Linked DNA regions of Homo sapiens: region 1 is linked to region 2. A link is a contact called in ENCODE Hi-C or POLR2A ChIA-PET data. All regions are on one chromosome and are shown on one strand. Each heading gives the region's core, a stretch centred on a gene start or an enhancer-like site at or near the end of the contact. The rest is flanking DNA. Distances are from core to core; before and after follow the strand shown. Region 1 overlaps LARGE1 (LARGE xylosyl- and glucuronyltransferase 1). Region 2 overlaps LARGE1 (LARGE xylosyl- and glucuronyltransferase 1).

What was found. A loop is a pair of places that touch in the nucleus more often than their neighbours do. ChIA-PET counts read pairs that join two places held with the same protein, here RNA polymerase II (POLR2A). Pooled maps may share reads with other maps.
Region 1: a loop to region 2 is called in a map of mesothelial cell of epicardium, with 6 times the contacts of the local background. The contact joins two enhancer-like sites. A Hi-C loop is called at or near these places in 9 of 168 maps with a recorded cell type or tissue (GM13976, Right ventricle myocardium superior, heart left ventricle and 2 more), 8 of 37 single-sample maps with no recorded cell type and 4 of 50 pooled maps. POLR2A ChIA-PET finds 5 or more read pairs at or near these places in 1 of 52 experiments (WTC11).

Annotation. Positions count from the first base shown.
Region 1 is chr22:33,907,469-33,911,619 of GRCh38, forward strand. The region is part of intron 1 of LARGE1 (LARGE xylosyl- and glucuronyltransferase 1); the gene reads right to left. Among named protein-coding and RNA genes, the nearest start is that of LARGE1, 11 kb to the right of the region's middle. Within about 2 kb of position 1,808, at least 5 of the 41 ENCODE cell types and tissues checked have a DNase peak (open chromatin) inside an H3K27ac peak, as active enhancers do.
Region 2 is chr22:33,779,657-33,784,069 of GRCh38, forward strand. The region is part of intron 1 of LARGE1 (LARGE xylosyl- and glucuronyltransferase 1); the gene reads right to left. Among named protein-coding and RNA genes, the nearest start is that of LARGE-AS1, 57 kb to the left of the region's middle. RefSeq lists enhancers at 122-623, 3,032-3,532. Within about 2 kb of position 1,320, at least 3 of the 41 ENCODE cell types and tissues checked have a DNase peak (open chromatin) inside an H3K27ac peak, as active enhancers do.

The DNA.
Region 1 (4,151 bases), core at 558-3,057, 130 kb after region 2:
AATACTATTAAACATAAAAGGTACAAGGTTCTTCAAGTCCTCCTACCTGCTAATCCTCCACTTCAATACTCAGCCCTTGAGAGCTTGTGTGAAGACATTTCTTTTTTTTTTTTTGAGACAGAGTCTCGCTCTGTCACCCAGGCTGGAGTAGCGCAGTGGCGCGATCTCGGCTCACTGCAACCTCCGCCTCCCGGGTTCACACCATTCTCCTGCCTCAGCCTCCTGAGCCTCCTGAGCCTCCTGAGCCTCCTGAGTAGGTGGGACTACAGGCGCCCGCCACCACGCCCGGCTAATTTTTTTTTGTATTTTTAGTAGAGACCGGGTTTCACCATGTTAGCCAGGATGGTCTCAATCTCCTGACCTCGTGATCCACCCGCCTCGGCCTCCCAAAGTGCTGGGATTCCAGGCGTAAGCCACCGTGCCCGGCCTGTGTGAAGACATTTCTAGGTCTGCAGTGATGACTAAGATGCATTCTACCTCACCAGCACCACCAGATTTCCTGAAGGCATCAGTGTACCCCAGGAATGCCCAATGGCCATTCTGGTCATTGGTGAGAGGGGGAAGGTTTTCTTTAGATTCCGGAATACTTTGAGAGGCTAATTCACATCAACCCATCCACCACTGCAGCACAGTATGACACTCGAGGTTTCATCAGAAAGGGTTACATTATGCCTGGCCAGCAAATTCACTGAAATCTAAAACGACAACAACAACCATTTATTGTATTGACTGCATGTTCCAGGCATACGGTAAAACCTAGAAGATCCCCTGAGATGCAGTTTTACTGAAAGGCTCCCGCTCTCTAGCAAAACAGTCAGGTTACGGCGCAGAAAGTGCAGCTGCAGAAGTCAGACTGAGGTGCAGATGCGGTTCAGTGCTCAGTACCAGGAAAAGCTTAAGAGGCAGGACTACCTGAGCTGGGTTCTGAAGGAAAAACACAAGTGTCCCAGGCAGATAAAGAAGGAAAGAGCTTACCGGGCAGGAGGGGTATGTGCACAGCTTGACAGGTCTAGGGGGAAAAAAATCAGTAAAGAAGAAAATGATTAAGTTACAGATTGATGATGCATGAAATGGGGGGTGGCCAGGGGTGGGGGGTGAGACTGCAGAGAAAGGCAGGGCTGGTTCATAACAAGCTTTGTGCGTCCCAATATGACAGCTGAAGTTTTCCAGGGGCTGATGGTGAGCCAGTGAGGGTAAGTACACAGAACATCCTAGAGAAACCCTCATTCCTTAAAGATTAAAAATAAAGACTTGCTGTCTGTAAGGGATTGGATTATCCTATTTGAGAAATTCTGTTATCCAGAATGGCTTACCCCACAATGCTGAAAAGTGTGTACCGTAATCTCAAAGCAAGCTCCTCCTCAGACAGAGAAACACCAGCCGTCACAGGAAGCAAAGAAATTGGCTTCACTTTTAAGGTGAATCCAGAACCCAGATGTCAGAGCTCCAAGCACTTTGCTCTCAGCTCCACGCAGCTGCTTTAGGAGCCACTCATGAGGAAAAGAAGAATTTTCTCTATTATACCCCTTATTGGGTGCCATCCAAGGCTAGGAAAAAGGTTGTTCTATAACCCTGAGCCCATTTGAACAAACCCCCAATAAGAGAGGCCCCGAAAAGTGTATTTTCACCAAAGCTCTACCCCAAGCCAAGCCAAAGGAGAAAGCGCTATTTTAAGACTTGCTGCTTGTGTCACGAGTGGACTTTATTCCAACAAGGCCATATTACAGTGGGCAATGAAAGCCATCTCAGACTTCCATATCAAGCAAATGTTTGTGAGCCAGTGATTCAACAGAGAAAAATTCACAAGCCTCCCTGGGCTTCTGTCCTCCTGTAACAGTTCCAGCCTGGCGGCCCTTAGAACTTCATATATGAACTGGTACAAAATCCTGTCCAGCTGTCTCCCAGCCTCCATCTCTCCCCGCTTCAATTTGTCCCAGGCACGATGCAGGTGCACCTTCCAAAACCAGGGCCTTTAGCACACCACATCCCCCTGATGAAAAGTCACCCTGCCTTCCCAAAGCCCACAGCCCCTAACTCACCAACTTCTTCTTTTGTTTTTTTTTTTTTGTTTTTGTTTTTGTTTTTGAGACGGAGTCTCGCTCTGTCATCCAGGCTGGAGGAGTGCAGTGGCATGATATCGGCTCACTGCAAGCTCTGACTTCCGGGTTCACGCCATTCTCCTGCCTCAGCCTCCCGAGTAGCTGGGACTACAGGCGCCCGCCACCACGCCCAGCTAATTTTTTGTATTTTTAGTAGAGACGGGGTTTCACCGCGTTAGTCAAGATGGTCTCGATCTCCTGACCTCATGATTCGCCCGCCTCAGCCTCCCAGAGTGCTGGGATTACAGGCATGAGCCACCACGCCCGGCCTAACTCACCAACTTCATCTGCAACTCCTTGCTAACAGAAACCCAAGCTGGCTTCCTCTCCAACCCAAAAAATATATTTGTGCTTGCCAAACTACCCTCCCTTAATCCTTCCATTCAGATTTTAACTGTCTTGTATCCAAAGACCCAACTCAAGTCCCACCCCTCCTTTGAGTTTGAGAAGCTAAAGGAAGCTCCCACCTCTGACTTCCCATCCGTGTTCAGCCACCACAGTGCACACATCCATTCACTACACTGCTACCTCCTTTCTATTGTTGCTCGTAACTGTTCATTTAATCTTCTATTGTTGCTTAACTTATGACACATTTTTTGCAAGCTCTCCAACTATGTCCCTCGAGGGCAGGGACAGGAAGCTCTGAATTTAATATAATAAATGTTGAGTGGAGGAGTCGTAAGTACTAAGAGCTTCGCAAGGTGCTTTCATAGATATAAGGATGGGTGTAACGTACTCACAGCCTCTAATACCTAAGTGAAGGAATAAGAATTAAAGTATGTAGATACTGACAATGCCTAGTTGAAGATGGCCAAGCACAGCCTTTGATTTGGTTTGCTGTTTGGTGACGCCTCCTCCTACCCTATCCTCCCATCTCCTAATCACTAAGACCCAAATCTAATATTCTCATCTTGACTTCTTCAAGCAGAATGCTACCCAACACACTGTCCTCTGGGCCCTTTGACTTTCACTCATCCCCTTACGAGACTCTTCCTCCCTCACCAAGACGAGGCTCCTGAATGGACGATGAGTAACTCTGCACCTCTGTGTTCCGCTGTCAAGCCAGGACCTGCACACAGTAGGAGCTTGATCAACGTTGGCTGAGCAAGTGAAGGAAACCCCACAAAGAGACAGTGTCACAGAGCCTACAGTCAGGAACGATTTCAGCCAGAGACAAGAGAGAGGATGGGGGGTTGGATCCAGCAAAAAAAGCAGCGTAACAAGGCCACTCAAGTGGGAAAACAAGTGGCATTTTTAGGTGAAGCCTAGTAGGCTAGGAACAAAGAAAACCTGGAGAGGAGTCCTAGGAAATACAGCGAGGTCAGAGAGGCAGGGAAGCCAGGGGCAAGGTCGGTCCTGGAACAACAAACTGAGGAGTCTGAACAGCTGCGAGTTGAGTCCTGGCTCCTTCTTCATGGCTGTGGGCCTTGCACAAGCGTCAGTTTCCACATCTGTGAAGTGGGAGAGTGAGCACATCCCCCTCCCAGGGTTGCTGTGAGAATGAAATAACAAAAATGACCGAATGAGAGAGTGCCTGGCACAAAAGAAACACTGGAAGAACGTGCTTTGGGTGCAGATTGGATGGAAGCAGAGCATGCTGCAGAGAAGGGAGAGCTGAGGACCAGGGAGCCTAGGTTCTGGTTCCACCTCCCCTCTGAATAATCATCTTGACCTCCCTTAGGTCTGGCCTTAGTTTCTACGGATGTAAAATGAAGGTGTTGGTCTAGTGGGGCTCCAAGGTCTCTTCCAGCCTTGGTAGTCTCTCAATACAGTAGCTCTGCCTTACAGACGGAAGGCATCAGAGAGTGCTCTTGTAACTGAGAAACCCAGCAGAGAGGGAGTCATATTGGGAAATGGGTAAAGACACCAATATGGTCGAGGAGAGTTCTTCCTGCTGGGGACCAAGTACTGAGTCCCTCCCTCCATTCTCCCACGTCCACTTCATCCTCCTGACATGGGAGCGCCGGTCTACACCTAAGTCATTTCATAATCATCGTCATCCATGCTGGACAACAACCATCCTAAAGTTTCTCATATTGAAAATGTCTTTCC
Region 2 (4,413 bases), core at 70-2,569:
TGTGCTGTAATCCCAGTTACTTGGGAGGCTGAGGCAGCAGAATCACTTGAACCCGGGAGGCGGAGGTTGCAGTGAGCCAAGATCGCGCAACTGCAGTCTGGCCTGGGCAACAAGAGCAAAACTCTTGTTTCAAAAAAATTAAAAAAAAATTAAAAAAAGAAGAACTAGGGGGTGGTAAGAGGGTACAGTCTACTGTATCTTCCTCTCCTAATTCTACTTTCATGGTATAGAATGCTCACTGGGCTATTGTGTCAGTTTGCCAGGGCTGCTATAACAACAGTGCTACAAATTGGGTGGCTTAAACAGCAGAAACTTGTCTCACAGTTCTGTGGGCTAGAAGTTCAAGATCATGGTGTGAACAGGGCACGCTCACTCTCAAGGCGCTGGGGAAAGATCTGTTCCTGGCCTCTCTCCTAGCTCCTGGTAGGACCTTAGCTTGTGGCAACACAACTCCAACCTTCACGCGACATTGTGCCTGTGTGCACGTCTGTGTCCAAACTTCCCGTTACAAGGACGCTGGTTGTAATGGATTAAGGACCCAAGTGGCTTCAGGATGACCTCAACTAATTGCATCTGCAACAACCCCATTTCCAAATAAGGTCACATTCTGAGGCACTGAGGCTTGGAACTTCAACATATGAATTCTGGAGACAGAATTCAACCCATAACAGTTACCTGCACCATCGAGTAAAAGACACAAGTAAACCACTGTGAGACAGAGTCAAAAAGAGGCATTTCAGTTCCACGGGGTCAGTGATACCCAGTCCCCAGCAGCCCCTGTCGAAGAGCAGTGGGGCTCACTCCAGGCAGCTGGAGGATGGACAGCACGGTCTTGACAGCTGCCACAGGCCTCAACAGTCTGAATGGTGTGAAAGAAGGAGCATGAAGCCAAGCTTTAGGAAATCTCAGTCAGCAACTGACTATGACCCTGATGAACACAGCCTCTCTGAATTTCAGCATCCAAATTAAAATAACTGTGGGTTCAATAACTGATCTCTAACATCTAACACACAACATCTGCTTATCCATTCCAAAACCCATCAGGAGACATAAATCCCTCCTCTGCAGCAGTGCAAAACTATTTAGGGCTTAGAACAATTTCTTGCTTTCCTTGCTGCAGCTAAGAACTTTTAGCTAATGTTCTTGCAGCCTTCAAAGTTACAGAGTAAGTCTCAGGCACCCCGGCCTCAATACAAAATCAAATTGTTCAGATATATCTCACTCACACAACACATTAGACAGATGTAGCACATAGAGTAAACACTCTGGTTAATAAGTGCTAGGTCATTAGTTGTGGGGCTGTCAGTAGAACCCAATAACTGCGATAGCGCACAAAGCTGCCCCGCCTTAGAAGTCAAGCTAAATGCTTTCCATTTTTATCACCCAATTCATAACCTTGTTGTCTGGCTTTAAGAATCAATAGCCTGGTGGTTTTGGTATCCAATAAATTTGTCTTAGTTTGGACGTTTTTCATTTCCCACGTCACTTGAAGAGAGCAGGGTACGGTAAATTGCTCTTCTCACAGGATTTGTTTTTCCAAATCTATAATTTCACACTGACGGCCAGGTGCTGTGGCTCACACCTGTAATCCCAGCACTTTGGGAGGCCAAGATGGGTAGATCACCTGAGGTCAGGAGTTCAAGACCAGCCTGGCCAACATGAGGTGAAACCCCATCTCTACTAAAAATACAAAAATTAGCCAGGCATGGTGGTGGGTGCCTGTAATCCCAGCTACTCGGGAGGCTGAGGCAGGAGAATCACCTGAACCTGGGAGGTGGAGGTTGCAGTGAGCCAAGATTGCACCACTGCATTCCAGCCTGGGCAACAGAACGAGACTCTGCCTTAAAAAAAAATTCACACTGACGTGTTCCAGAAACTAGTGAAAGCAAAGAGGAAAGAATGCAGACAGCAGAAGCCCCATCCAAAGACCAAGGCAGCTTCCAGCTGTGATCACTTAGGACAATTCACTGAACAAGTTCCATATGAGCAAATGTCAACTGGTCTACCCCAGGGTGACCCATCACTCACCTAGCAAATAATACTTATCTAGCACTTAGTATGTGCCAAACCCCGTGCTAAGTAATTTACGTAAGTGACCGCATTAGTCCATAAATTCCACTGCTTTATGCACACACACAAATAGATATACATAAGATATTTATTTCTATATTTAAATAGTACACTGATAAAAATAGAAAGCAATGCCAGCTCCGTGGATAACAGAAAGCAGCAAGAGACTGAAAGAACCAGCACATGGTAAAAGAAAATCAATGTGTGTGTGTGTATATACATATATATATATACACACACACAGACTCAAGATCACTGAATTTAAGCCTGAAAGAGAGCTTGGGGAGGAGGTAGTTCTCTAATACAATGTAAATTATCTGCATGGGGAAAATGAGGCTCAGACAAAGAATTGGCATATCCAAAGTTAGCCAGAGGGCAAAGGATAGAATTAAGTCTGGAGTCCGAGTTCTTCTTTTTGGGTTCTGCTGTTTGTTTTATCCTCCTCCTCCTCAAATCAACTATTTTTAAAAATGTTTAAAGCACTAAAATATGGCAAGGTTCATGACTGAGACGCATTTAAGACGGGAGGGAGAGTAGCCCCTATCCTTTATGTCTCTCCCAGTCCAAATCCACAGAGACAGAACATGGTTATCAGGAGCTAGAATAAGAGGAGAGTGGCAGTGACTGATAATGCATATGGGGTTTCTTTTGGGAGTGAGGAAAATGTTCTGGAATTCGTTGTGACAATCACACAACCTTGTGAAAATACTAAAAACCACTAAATTGTACATTATATGAATTGTACATTTTAAACACACATTTAAATGTGTTGTTGTTTTACATCAGTGACACGAGAACAATGAAGAGTCAGGGCTTCATCACATAGATTAGCTACTACCAAAATAAAGAATCAAATTGGGCTGGGCGCGGTGGCTCATGCATGCAATCCCAGCACTTTGGGAGGCCGAGGCGGGCGCATCACGAGGTCAGGAGATCAAGACCATCCTGGCCAACATGGTGAAACCCCGTCTCTACTAAAAATACAAAAATTAGCTGGGCGTGGTGGTGCGTGCCTGTAATCCCAGCTACTCGGGAGGCTGAGGCAGAAGAATCACTTGAACCCGGGAGGTGGAGGTTGCAGTGAGCCAACATCACGCCACTGCACTCCAGCCTGGCAACAGAGTGAGACTCTGTCTCCAAAAAAACAAAATCAAGTTTAAAAAAAAAAAAAAAGAGAGAGAGAGAGGGAGTGTTCCACTTCCACTCATCACACCCTTATTTTTCCTGAGAAATTTCCAGACCGTAGCGTGTCAGGCCATACACTACAGTGCTTCGGCCTGATTTAATTGGCATTGTAATGCTGTGACACAAATGCTATGGTACTCAATTTACAGACGAAAAGACTAAGTATCCAAAAGGTCAGGAGATTCCCTCAAGATCATATAAAGGGCCAAAAGCTTGTTTTCTAGGTCTCCTATCACAGCACTTAGCAAAACACGTTAATCCACTGGATCTGTTTCTCTCTCATCAGAGTGATGAGAGTCTCTTTGAGCACTATGTTTCTTCAGAAAAAAAAAAAATTTGCAAGAGCAGTTTGAGATTATAGCCAAATCATGGGAAAAGGGACTAGAAGGCTGAGATATTTAAAAATTTGTTTGGGAGGCTGAGGCGGTGGATCACCTGAGGTCAGGAGTTCGAGAACAGCCTGGCCAACATGGCAAAACCCCATCTCTACTAAAAATGCAAAAATTAGCTGGGCATGGTGGCGGGTGCCTGTAATCCCAGCTACTTGGGAGGCTGTGGCAGGAGAATCGCTTGAACCTGGGAGGCGGAGGTTGCAGTGAGCTGAGATCATGCCATTTCACTCCAGCCTGGGCAACAGAGCGAAACTCCATCTCAAAAAACACAAATTTGTATGGAGAGTTATCATGAAAGGAAGAAGAGGTGTCTACTAAAAGTACTCTCCAGACAGAAGAGCAGTGTTTTGTTGTTATTGTTGTTGTTGTTGATTTAATCAAACAAGTATCCATTGTGGCCTACTACATATGAGAAATTGCTTGCAACCCAGCCAAGGATATGGTCGCAGGATAAGAGAATGGCAGTGCTGGTGCCACTGCATGATTCTGACAATCACTGCTGCAGAACGGGCTCTAACTTCCCTGGTGGTTATTGACCACCAGGCTCTACTGGAAGTAGTGGAAGTAGTGGGCGGTAGAGGGAGATTAGAGTGGTCTTTCCTCAATGGGCTCTAAAAAGGACCTATGTGTTTAAAAGGAGCTTCCAAGTTGGTAAGGCCAATCAGTTCCAAATCACTAAGACAATCTCTCTCTTTCTTTTTTCTTTTTCCCCTTTTAGTGCATGGCAGATCCAAGATTACCTCCAATCCATCCTTCAGAGACCTCC